Regions from separate parts of the Homo sapiens genome. Here region 2 is linked to region 1. Evidence: chromatin contacts called from ENCODE POLR2A ChIA-PET data. All regions are on one chromosome and are shown on one strand. The core of a region is the stretch at or near the end of the contact, and the rest is flanking DNA. Distances in the headings are between cores, read along the strand shown.

Evidence for each region. ChIA-PET counts read pairs that join two places held with the same protein, here RNA polymerase II (POLR2A).
Region 2: POLR2A ChIA-PET joins it to region 1 with 12 read pairs in PC-9. The contact joins two enhancer-like sites. POLR2A ChIA-PET finds 5 or more read pairs at or near these places in 3 of 52 experiments (PC-9, activated CD4-positive, alpha-beta memory T cell and activated T-cell).

The regions. Positions count from the first base shown.
Region 1 is chr17:4,246,601-4,253,085 of GRCh38, reverse strand. All of the region lies in intron 1 of ANKFY1 (ankyrin repeat and FYVE domain containing 1), which reads left to right. Among named protein-coding and RNA genes, the nearest start is that of ANKFY1, 14 kb to the left of the region's middle. Within about 2 kb of position 4,870, at least 12 of the 41 ENCODE cell types and tissues checked have a DNase peak (open chromatin) inside an H3K27ac peak, as active enhancers do.
Region 2 is chr17:4,915,442-4,921,803 of GRCh38, reverse strand. No RefSeq gene overlaps it. Among named protein-coding and RNA genes, the nearest start is that of GP1BA, 14 kb to the left of the region's middle. Within about 2 kb of position 1,348, at least 4 of the 41 ENCODE cell types and tissues checked have a DNase peak (open chromatin) inside an H3K27ac peak, as active enhancers do.

The DNA of each region.
Region 1 (6,485 bases), core at 3,621-6,120:
CCCTGGTCCGGCTAATTTTTGTATTTTTAGTACAGACAGGGTTTCACCATGTTGGCCAGGCTGGTCTCGAACTCCTGACCTCAAGTGATCCTGGTTTGCCTACTATGAAACTACACTTTCATATGGGGTCATACAGTATGTAGTCTTTTTTGCCTGGCTCCTTTCACGTAGCATATTGCTTTTGAGATACATCTGTACCTCATGTGTCTGGTATCAGTCCCTTCTGTTTTATTGCTGAGTGCTCTTCCATTATATGGATGTGTGACAGTTGTGTCTGTTTACCAGCTGGACATTCCGGTTGTTTCCAGTTGTTATGAATAAAGCTTCATTGAACATTTAAATAGAATTCTTTGTGTTTATTTTGAGGAAATAACTGGGAGTGGAATTGTTGGCCATAAGGCAAGTATATGTTTAGCTTTATAAGAAACCATCAAACTGTTTTCCAGAATGGTTATGCCATTTTGCATTTCCATTAGCAATGTATCAGGCTTCTAGCTTCTAGTTCTCCAATTTTTTTTTTGTTTGTTTGTTTTTTGTTACCCAGGCTGGGGTGCAGTGGTATGATCATAGCTCACTGCAGCCTCGAACTCCTGGGCTCAAGCAGTCCTTCCATCTCAGCCTCTCAAGTGGCTAGGACTGCAGGTGCACACCACCACACTTGGCTAATTTTTAAAATTTTTTTGTGGAGACGGGGGTCTCACTCTGTTGCCCAGCTGTTCTCAAACTCCTAGCTTCAAGCTGTTCTCCCGCCTCAGCCTTCCAAACTTTTGGGATTATAGGTGTGAACCACTGCGCTTGGCCTAGTTCTCCAGATCTTTGCCATAACTTTTTAATTTTAGCCATACTAGTAGGTGTGTAGTGGTATTTCATTGTGATTTCAATTTGCATCTTAATTACTAATGATGCACATCTTTTCATGTGCTTATTTACTGTACATTTATCTTGTTTGGTGAACTCTCCAGTTTTTTTGCTCTTTTTTATCGGGTTGTCTTATTGAGCTGTAAGAGTTCTTAATATAATCTGTATACAAGTCTTTTTTTTTTTTTTTTTTTAAGACGGAGTCTCGTTCTGTTGCCCAGGGTTGAGTGCAGTGGTATGATCTCAGCTCACTGCAACCTCTGTCTCCCGGATTCAAGTGATTCCCCTGCCTCATCCTCCCTAGTAGCTGGGACTACAGGCGCACGCCACTGCACCCAGCTAATTTTTGTGTTTTTGTAGAGACGGGGTTTTGCCATGTTGGCCAGGCTGGTCTCAAACTCCTGACCTCAAGTGATCCATCCACCTTGGCCTCCCAAAGTGCTGGGATTACAGGCTGGGAATGAGGCGTTTTTTGTTGGATGTTTTGCACATATTTTCTCCCAGTCTGTGGCTTGCCTTTTTATTTTTTTATGACTTTTCAAGAACAGTTTTTAAAATTTGGTAAAGTCAAATTTAGCCATGTTTCTTCTGTAATTTTTTTTTAACAGTTTATCTTTGTTTAATCTGAGGTCACTAAGATTTTTGCTATGTTTTAGTCTGGAAGTTCTGTAGTTTTTGTTTTTTTTTTTTTTAATTTTTATTTAATTTTTAAAAATTTTACCTGTCAATGATTTGAAGCTCATTTTTAAAAATTGTTTTCTTTTTGTTTTTGTTTTTAAAGAGACAGGAAGATGGGGTTTCCCAGGCTGGAGTGCAGTGGCTATTCACAGATGTGATCATAGTGCTTTATAGCCTCAAACTCCTGAGCTCAAGTGATCCTTCCTCCCCAGCCTCCTGAGTAGCTGGGACTTCATCTGACTCTAGAAGGGCTACAGTTTTAACCCTTACGTTTAGATATGTGATTTTGAGTTAGTTTTTATATGTAGTGGTGTCTAGGAATAGGGATTTGCGTTTTCATATGGATCTCCAATTGTTCTGGTCCCATTGTTCTTTCCTCATTGAAATGCCTTCACACCATTGTCAGATCATTTGTATAAGTCAAAGTCTATTCCTGGATTCTGTTATTTTCCATTGCTCTGGATATCTATCTTGATGCCAGTTTGATGCTGTCCTATTTACTGTAGCTTTATACACAGCCTTGAGTCAGGTAAATGCTAAACCTTTTTCTTTCCCCTGCCCAGAATTTTTTTGGCTATTCTAGGAACTTTGCATTTCCACCCAAATTTTAGAATCAGCTGTCTGTGGTTATGCATGCATGTAATCCCAGCAGTTTAAAAGACCAAAGTGGGAGGATCCCTTGAGGCCAGGAGTTCAAGACCAGCTTGGGCGCCATACTGAGACCCTGTCTCTACAAAAAAATTGGCCAGATGTGGTGGTGCTCACCTGTAGTTCTAGCTGTTTGAGCCTAGGAGTTCGAGGCTGCAGTGAGTTATGATCAGGACACTGCACCCCAGCCTGGGTGACAGAGGGAGACCCTGTTTCTAAGAAAAAAAAATTAGAATCATTCTTTCAAATTCTACAAACACAGTTTGCTGGGATTTTTATTGGGAAGGTATTGGATCTATAGACCAATTTGGAGAGACCTGACATCTTAACAATATTGAGCTATTGAGCCTTCCAATCCATGAGCGTAGTATATAACTCTCTGTTTATTTAGGTTGCCTTTCATTTCTGTCAGCAGTGTTTTTATAGTTTCAGTGTGCATGCATTGCACATTTTGTTAAGTTTATCTCTAAATATTTTGTATGTTTGGTATACTATTAAAAATGCATTATCATAGCCCGTACATTGGTAACCTAGAGCTTTGATAACATGAAATGAAGTAGGAAGAAGACTTTGATTTGAGGAAGATATGAAGTTTGATTTTGGACTTGTCGAGTTTATAGTAGCAGTCAGTCATTCTTTCAGCAGGAGCTGTTGAAGGAAAGAGAGATTTGGGTCCATTTTTATAGCAGTGACAGTAAAGTATGGGTATGCATGAGACCATGTTCAGGGAAGAAAATTTAGAAAAAGTTCAGATGTAGGTCTGCACCTTGCAGCACTGTGCCGTTTTAGAAAGTGGGTAGTCAGAATAGGAGGTGAAGGGTCTGTAACAAGGTTAGGAAGAAAGCTAGAGTACAGAGTTAGGAAGCCAAAACAAGAGTTTTAAGAATGGGGTGGTTGAGAGTCGGAGGCTACAGAGAGGTTGAGGAGCTTGAAGAATAAGGAAAAGGTCATCAAAGTGGGTGATTTGATCATTGTGACTATTTAGTAGAGTGATGTGGGTTGAAGCCAAGTTTCAGAAGGTTAGGGAGGTAAGGCAGGAAGTAGTGACCAAAGAGGACTCTTAAGAAATGGGTGGAGAAGGCAAAGTGTATGATAGACTGCGCAGTCAAGAGCATAACTGTGGAGAAGAGATGTTTGTCTAGGGGTGGGAGGCATTACTGTGAGCCTGTTTCTGAGGGTGAGGAGGTAAGCTTGGAGACAGGCATATCTTGAAGATGCAGTGGCTGCTGTTGTGGATTAGAGTTTGGTAAGAAGTGAGAGGTTACAGAATTCTAGGTGTTCCAGATAGATAAACTGCTTTCTTCCCTTTTCATTTGGCTCTGGCTGTCATTTTAACGTTCTAATTCTTTAAAATCACCAGCAGGGGGACAGGGCTTGTATGGCCTCTCAGCCAAATCTGACCTGAGACCTGTCGACTTGTTTTTATGCAGTCCTTAAGCTAAGAATTTATTTATATGTTATAGATGTAACATATAAAAATAACTTATAAATATTAACTATATTTTAAATATTTTAACCTGGTTGAAGAAAAATCAAAACAATGTATCATGATGTGAAAATTATATGAAATTCCATTTTCAGTGTTCATAAATAAAGTATTTTTAGGGAAACAGCCACATTCATTAATTTGTACTTTTGTGTTCCAACTGGCAGAGTTGAGTAGTGCCCCAGAGACTGTATGGCTCCCAAAGCCTAAAATATTTGCTATGTGGCCCTGTACGGAAAGTATGCCAACTCCTGACCTAGAAGGAAGAGTGTTCTAAAAATCATTCTTGGTTTCTCTTCTGACTGTGCCATATAACTTCTGAAGAGGTAATTTGCTGATTAACTACTTTTTTGCAGTAGACATTGCACTCTTTATTTTAGGCTATTTGTAATGAATGAAGATTTTTTTGTCTTAAGCATGTTTTGTTAACTCAAGAGTGATGAACTATCAGAAAGAATACTTATTGAAAGTCTGATCATAGACTGCACTCATGGAGAACAGATAGGTATTATTTGGAAAGAAATATGAGAAAATTGGAAGTTTCTGGCATTCTTCACTGATACTTAGCGTAGCTTTTTTGGTGAAACTCTAGGTTTTATCTATTATTTAAATTTCTAGGTTTGCTCTCCTCTCCTCTCTCCTCTCCTTTTTTGAGACAGAGTCTTGCTCTGTCACCCAGGCTGGAATGCAGTGGCATCATCTCTGGGACTACAGGCATGCGCCACCATGCCCGGCTAATTAAATTTCTAGGCTTGCTTTTCAAATGAAAGTTGGAAGGGGACAAAGAAAAAACCACGGCTGAAAACTGGTCACTTGATGAAGAATAAGTAGGCAGAGGAGTAGCAGCAGCGGTAAGCCTTACTAAACCAGACACTGTTCCGAGTGATTTAACCTATCCTAATGACTTTACACGTACTTCTCTGACAGTGGTCCCCAATCTTTTTGGCACCAGAGACTGGTTTCGTGGAAGACAGTTTGTCCATAGATGGGGTAGGGAAGGGAGTAGTTTCAGGATGAAACTGTTCCACCTCAGATCATCAGGCACTGGAGTCTCATAAGGAGCATGCAACCTAGATCCCTCGCATGCGCGGTTCACAGGAGGGTTCACGCTCCTGTGAGAATCTAATGCTGCTGCTGATCTCACAGGAGGCGGAGCTCAGGTGGTCATGCTGACTCGCCCGCAGCTCACCTCCTGCTGGGTGTGGCCCAGTTCCTAACATGCCACAAACTAGTACCCGTCCACGGCCTGGAGGTCGGGGACACCTGCTCTAAGATAGTATCATTAGTCTCATTTTCCATGTGAGAAGACTGAAGCACAGAGAGGAAGTAAGTAACTTGCCCAAGGTCACACAGCTAGTAAATGGGTAAGCTGGGGTCAAACCCAGTCAGTGAGACTCTGGAATGCGAGCTCTGGGCTATCAGTGTGCAGGGAGAATCTTGCAACACAGGACTGACTACCCCGGGTTGCCTTTCTAAGAATTGTAATAATAGCTAATATATTTTGACCACCTACTGCAGAGCAGGTTGTATTCTAAGGTTATTACATGTATTAGTACTTTCAGTGTTTACAACATCCTTGCAGGTGAAGAGAATGAGTCACCTGCCTAAGGTGTATCAAAACTAGGCAGTAGTGGGGCTGGGCTTGATCCCAGTCAGTCTGGCCCTAGAACCTGCACACTGTAAATTCTCTCTCCATTTTGCTCAGAATAATGTTGTACTTTTTCTTGTAAGAACTGTACAGCTTGGTGACACTTCAAGGACACATTTGCATTGCTGTTTGTAAGCAGACAGTATTCCCCACGGGCTGGTAATGTCTCAGCCATAAGCACTCCTCCATTATACTGTGAAATGGTATGGCAATTGAAGTAGCGCTGGTAAGTGCTCATAAGCTGCCTGAGTGCATTAGTGATCCTTTGGGTTTCCCCCGACAAAAGCTGCCGGGTGGGGGAGCATCTGTAATTTTGTGACTAAGAGCCCCAAATCATGCTAAAGCCCTCCTTTTATCTAGCTTCTTCTCTGCTCATTACCTTGGTAGTTTATATCTTGTGTCATTGTCCAGGCAGCTGCTACATATTTGAATCAGGAATTCTGTAGAGAGACTGGGGCTGTTGCTGTAGATTTTGGAATTTATGTGTATAACTGATATTTAAGGAAATGTGTATGGTTTCCTAGAGAGCAGAGAGGGGGAAGATGGCTGAAACAGAGCTTTCAGGATCTCCTCCATTTGAAGGCTTAGATAGAGGAATCAGCAACTTTGCAGTCATTTTTTTTTCTTTTTCTTTTTCTCTCTTTTTTTTTTTTAAGACAGGGTCTCTCTCTGTCACCCAGGCTGGAGTCAGTGGTGCGATCTCAGCTCACCACAACCTCTACGTCCTACCAGGCTCAAGCGAGCCTTCTGCCTCAGCCTCCTGAGTAGCTGGGACTACCGGTGCCCACTACCACCCCTGGCTCATTTTTGTATTTTTTTGTAGAGACGGGGTTTCACCATGTTGCCCAGGCTGGTCTCAAACTCATGGGCTTTAGAGATCCTCCTGCCTGGGACCCACAAAGTGCTGGGATTACAGGTGTGAAACACCACACCCAGCCTAGATTGCCCTTTTAACTCTTAAAAGAGGCACCTCCTAATCTGCCAAAATGCTTAATGCATAAATATTTGCAGATCAACAGTTTAAGTGAAATGGAAATGGAAATTCCCCAGCCAGCTATAGTCATGCTGGGTTGGAGGTCTTGAGGAGCAAAAGATTTAGGTTGGCTAGAATATGGTGTGATTGAAACCAAGGTTAGAGGGTTCAGGTTGCTTATGGAAGAAAAGGTT
Region 2 (6,362 bases), core at 99-2,598, 670 kb before region 1:
GCACCACTACACCTGGGTAATTTTTGTATTTTTGGTAGAGATTGGGTTTCCTCATGTTGGCCAGGCTAGTCTTGAACTCCTGACCTCAAGTGATCCGCCTGCCTCCCCAAGTGCTGGGATTACAGGCGTGAGCCACTGCGACTGGCCTAGACTAGTGTTTGACCAAACAACTGACTACTACTATTAGTCTGGCCAAGTTGACACATAAAATTATCCATCACATCATACCTTGGATGTTTATTGTAAACTGCAATACATTTTAAAGTTTACAATAGGCCAGGTATGGTGGGAGGACGGCTTGAGCCCAGGAATCCCAGACCAGCCTGGGCAACAGAGCAAGATCCCACCTCTAAAAAAAAAAAAGAAAGAAAAAAAGTTTATATTAAAAAAAAATCCATCTGAGAGACTTCTGCTTATGGGAAGATGGAGTACACTTTCTTTTACCTATTCCACCTGCTAAATACAACAAAACCCTGGATATTATACATAAAACACAAAAGCTAAACACGGTGGCAGGTTCCTGTAATCTCAGCTATTCAGGAGGCTGAGGCAGGAGAATCGATTGAACCTGGGAGGTAGAGGTTGCAGTGAGCTGAGATTGCACCACTGTTCTCCAGCCAGGGCAACAGAGCAAGAGTCTGTCTCAAAAAACAGAAAAGAAAAGAAAACAAAAATGAAAAATGAAAAAACAACCCACTATTCTAGATGTTGCTGTGAAGGTATTTTCAGATGTGATTAACCTTTAAATCAGTATGCTTGGAGTAAAGCAGATTATCTTTCATAATGTGGGTGGGCCTCATCCAACCAGTTGAATGGCTTAGGAGGAAAGGCTGAGGTTCCCTTGAGAAGGAAGGAATTCTGCCTCCAGACTGACTACCTCTGGACCCAGGATTACGTAAACTGTTCCCTTGGTCTCTAGCTTGCTGACTCCCTAGTCAAGGTTTTGGACTTGCTAGCGCACATAATCATGAATCATGTCAGCCAATTCCTTAAAATAAATATTTGTCGTGTGTTTGTGTGTGTTTGTGTGTGTATGTATACATCCTATTGGTTGTATTGGGTCTCACTCTGTTGCCCAGGGTGGAGTGTAGTGGCGTGATCATGGTTCACTGCAACCTCCTGGGCTCAAGCCATCCTCCTGCCTCAGCCACCCGGGTAGCTGGGACTACAGGCGCGTGCTACCATGTCTGGTTATGGTTCTGTTTTTGTAGAGTGCCCTGACTAGTACCCATGATTTTCACTTTCTGGAATTTTTTTTTTTTTGAGACAGGATCTGTCTCTGTCACCCAGGCTAGAGTGCAGTGGTGCAATCACGGCTCACTACAACCTCCGCCTACCAGGCTTGAGCAATCCTCCCACCTCAGCCTGCCCAGTAGCTGGGACTGCAGGCACATACCACCACACCAAGCTGATTTTTGTATTTTTAGTGGAAATGGGGTTTCGCCATATTGCCCAGGCTGGTCTGGAACACTCTTGCCTTGGCCTCTCAAAATGCTGGGATTACATTAGCGAGCCACCAAGCCCGGCCTCTGGAATTTGTTATTCTCTTTATGTTCTATGTGCATTTTAAAATAATATGTATTCCCTGTTGAGATAATATATACTCTCAAATCCTGTATACTTTTTCTTATTTTTTGTGTACTTGATCTGTCCATTTCTGGGCGAGGTATGTTAAAATCAAGCACCCCAATTGTGGATTGTTCACTTTATTCTTTATTTCCATACAATTTTACTTTATTTTAAAGCTATGTTTTTAGATAGACAAATGCCTATGACTATTAGCTAGTCAACTTGCTGGCTGCTGTAACATATTACCACAAATCGAGTGGCTTGCGAAAATAAAATGTATCCTCTCACAGTTCTGGAGGCCAGAAGTCTGAAATCGAGGTGTCCCCATGGCCACACTTCCCCCGGAGGCTCTAGGAGAGAATGCTCCCCTGCCTTTTCCAGTGTCTGGCAGCTGCCAGCATTCCAACGCTTTCCTTGCTTTTGGAGCTTTATCATTCTAATCTCTGCTAGTGTCTTTATATCACTTTCGCTTCTGTGTGTCTGTGTCTTCTCCTCTCCTGTCTCTTATAAGGACACTTGTCATTGATTTTCGGGCCCTCTTGGATAATCTAGAATCATCTCCTTATCTCAGGTCCTTAATTCATTTACATCTCAAAGTTCCTTTTTCCAAATAAGGTAACATTCACAGATGTCAGGGATTAGGATATGGATGTATCTTTTGAGGGGGGCCATCATTCAGCCCGCTACAACCATGATAGCTTCTTGGTATATTATACCTTTTATAAAGATGAAATATCCCCCTTGGTCCCTTTTAATGCTTTCTGTTTTGAATTCTTTTGTTTGGCATTAATATTGCTATATTTGTTTTCTTTATATTAGTATTTTTATGCCATAATTTATTCTCTTATTTTCCAGATTTTTTTTTTTTTTTTTTTTTTTGAGACGGAGTTTCACTCTTGTTACCCAGGCTGGAGTGCAATGGCACGATCTCGGCTCACCACAACCTCTGCCTCCCGGGGTTCAGGTGATTCTCCTGCTTCAGCCTCCTGAGTAGCTGGGATTACAGGTGCCCGGCTAATTTTTTGGTATTTTTAGTAGAGATGGGGTTTCACCATGATGGCCAGGATGGTCGCGAATTCCTAACCTCAGGTGATCCACCTGCCTGGGCCTCCCAAAGTGCTGGGATTACAGGCATGAGCCACCATGCCTGGAATTTTCCAGCTTTTTACCAACTTGTTTTTGTTGTCTCTTGCAAACAGCATGTAGCAGAATTATTTTATTTATTTATTTATTTATTTATTTATTTATTTTTGAGACAGAGTCTCGCTCTTTGCCCAGGCTGGTGTGCAGTGGTGCAATCTCAGCTCACTGCAACCTCCTCCTCCCAGGTTCAAGCGATTCTCCTGCCTCAGCCTCCCGAGTAGCTGGGACTACAGGTGTGTGCCACCATGCCTGGGTAATTTTTGTATTTTTAGTAGAGATAGGGTTTCACCATGTTGGCCAAGCTGCCCCTGAACTCCTGACCTCAGGTGATCCACCCTCCTCGGCCTCTTAAAGTGCTGGGATTACAAGTGTAAGCCACCATGCCCAGCTAGCAATCATTGATTTTTAACATAACATTTAAATGTAACTTTCTATCAAAATCTAGAATTAATAACTATTGATTGCCCCCAAAACAAGACAAGGTTCTTAGAATGTGTTTCGTTTTCTATCCCTACCCCTTCATCTTTCATGAGATATCACCGAGAATTTAAATTATAGATTACTACTTCCATTGTATTTTATGTATTTGTTTACTTATTTATTTATTTTTTGAGACAGGGTCTCGTTCTGTCACCCAGGCTGGAGTGCAGTGGTGCGATCATAGTTCACTGCAACCTCTAACTCCTGGGATCAAGCAATCCTCCCAACTCAGCTTCCTAAGTATCTGGGACTAGAGGTGCCCACCACCACATCCAGCTAATTTAAAAATTTTTAGGCCAGGCAGGGTGGCTTACGCCTGTAATCCCAGCACATTGGGAGGCTAAAGCAGGCAGATCACGGGAGGTCAGGAGTTCGAGACCAGCGTGACAAACATGGTGAAACCCCATCTCTACTAAAAATACAAAAATTAGCCAGGTGTGGTGGCAGGCGCCTGTAATCCCAGCTACTGGGGAGGCTGAGGCAGGAGAATCGCTTGAACCCAGAAGGCGGAGGTTGCAGTGAGCCGAGATCGTGCCATTGCACTCTAGCCTGGGTGACAAGAGCGAGACTCCATCTCAGAAAAAAAAAAAATTTTAGTAGAGATGAGGTCTCACTAGGTTATCCAGGCAGATCTTAAACTCCTGGGCTTGATTCTCCCACAACTGCTTCCATTTTAAAACATCAGTTAGAGCTTTCTTAGACTTACCAATGCATTAGCTGCTTTCCTTGCTTACTGTTGCTTTGTGAGTCTCATGTCTTCTGGGATTCTGGGATGACATCTGTCACTCCTTTCAGCTGCTCAGCACCCGAAGGCCTTTTCCTATGCTCCAGACCTCCCACATCATGAGCAAGACCCTGCCTCTCACTAGCAAATGGGAAAGCACCAGACCCTTGGTTCCTTTGCAGCCAGACCCCAGGCATCTCTCTGGGGCTTCTCCAGGCAGGCTTTCCTGTTTGCCTGAAGGGCCACACCAAATCTGAACAGGGCACCAGGAGGCAATTCCACTTGGTCTCTACCTGCAGGATGGGCCTACTTCTAAGAGCAGCAACCATTTAATACGATATTTTTTTCCCCAGTGTCCTAAACACTTTTGAGTTAACATTAGTTGCCTAGGCTGGAGTGCAATGGTGTGATCTTGGCTCGCTGCAACCTCAGCTTCTTGGGTTCAAGCGATTCTCCTGTCTCAGCCTCCCCAGTAACTGGCGCGCCCAACCATGCCCAGCTAATTTTTTTGTGTTTTACTAGAGACGGGGTTTCACTACGTTGGCGAGGCTGGTCTCAAACTCCTAACCTCAAGTGATCCACCCACCTCAGCTTCTAGAAATGCTGGGATTACAGGTGTGAGCCACTGCACCCGGCCAGACATTATATTTCTAAGACATATTCATATTGATGTACCCACAGCTATAATTCATTCATTCGCAATGCTTTATTGTATTTAATGAGTAAAAGGCAGTTTTCCTTTCTGCTGTTTATGATCATTTGCCTTGTTTCCACTTTTTTCCCCCATTATAAATAATAGCCAGGCTCAGTGGCTCATAGATGTAATCCCAGCACTTTGGGGGCTGAGACAGGATTGCTTGACTGCAGAGGCTTGAGACCAGCCTGGGCAACATAGTAAGACCTCATCTCTGCTAAAAATGAAAACAAAAATAAATCAGCCAGGTATGGTAGCAGGTGCCTGTGGTCCCACCTACTCGGGAGGCTGAGGTGGGAGGATCACTTGAGCCCGGGAGGCGGAGGTTGCAGTGAGCTGAGATTGCACCACTGCAGTCCAGTCTGGGTGACAGAGCAAGACAACTGCCTCAAAATAAATAAATAATAAAATAAAATAAAATAATGAATTAATAAATTAAAATAAGAAACTGGGGGGCGATGTGAGTCCCAGACATTAGCATTTTTGCTAAGATTTTATTTTTATATAATTTAAAACTTACAGAAAAAAATACCAGAATAGTACAAAGAACTGCATGCCCTCTTCCCAGATTCACCATGTGTTAACATTTTGTCTCATTTGCTTGATCATATTGTCTTTCTCCCTCTTGAGTGTTTTTTTCTGGAACCATTTGAGAACAAGCTGAAGACATTATGTTTCTTTACCACTAAATATTTCAGTATGTGTTTCCTAAAACAAAGACATTTCCTTATATACTACAGTGCAGTTATTAATTTTAGGAAATATAACATTGATACAATACTCACATCCAATCTACAGTCCATAATCCCATTTAGCCAATTGTCCTAAAATGTCCTTGACGGTTGTTGTTTTTTGCTTTTTTTCTTTCCTGTCCAGAATCCAATCCAGGGCCATATCACTTTAATTTGCTTTAGTTCCTTAACCTGTCTTTATTTTTCATAAATTTGACATTTTTGAAAATTATAGTCCAGTAATTATGTAGAGTTTCCCTCAATTTGTCAGATGTTTCCACAAGGTTGTATTTGGGTTATGTTTTTCTGGCAGGAATATTACACCAGCGATCTTTCTTGGTGGGTCCTATCAGGAAACACATTATATCAATTTCACCCTTAATGGGGATGTTAACTTTGATCCTTTGGTTAAGGTGGCATCCGCCATGTTTCTCCACTGTGGAGATTCTGTTTTTTTACTTTGTAACTAAGGAGCACTTTCGTGGAGAGATACTTTGATACTATGTAAATATCTTGTTCCTTCTCAATCTCTGGCCTATATCCTGCAGCATCCACTGATAATTTTTTTTTTTTTTGAGACAGAGTTTCACTCTTGTTGCCTAGGCTGGAGTGCAATGGCGTGATCGTTGATCGTGGCTCACCACAACCTCTGCCTCCCTGGTCCCGGTTCAAGCAGTTCTCCTGCCTCAGCCTACTGAGTAGCTGGAATTACAGGCACGCGCCACCACATCCAGCTAATTTTTGTATTTTTAGTAGAGACGGGGTTTCACCATGTTGGCCAGGCTGGTCTCGAACTCCTGACCTCGTGATCCGCCTGCCTCGGCCTCCCAAAGTGCTGGGATTACAGATGTGAGCCGCCGTGCCTGGCTATCCACTGATAATTCTTGCTGGAATTAATTCCTGTCATGATGACAGAAAAACTTTCCTTTAAAAAAAAAGTGATTTAGCTGACTCTGAGCACATTGTCTATGGGTTAGCTCTGTTCTCCGAGAAGCAACAACAACAAAAATAGGCTGGGTGC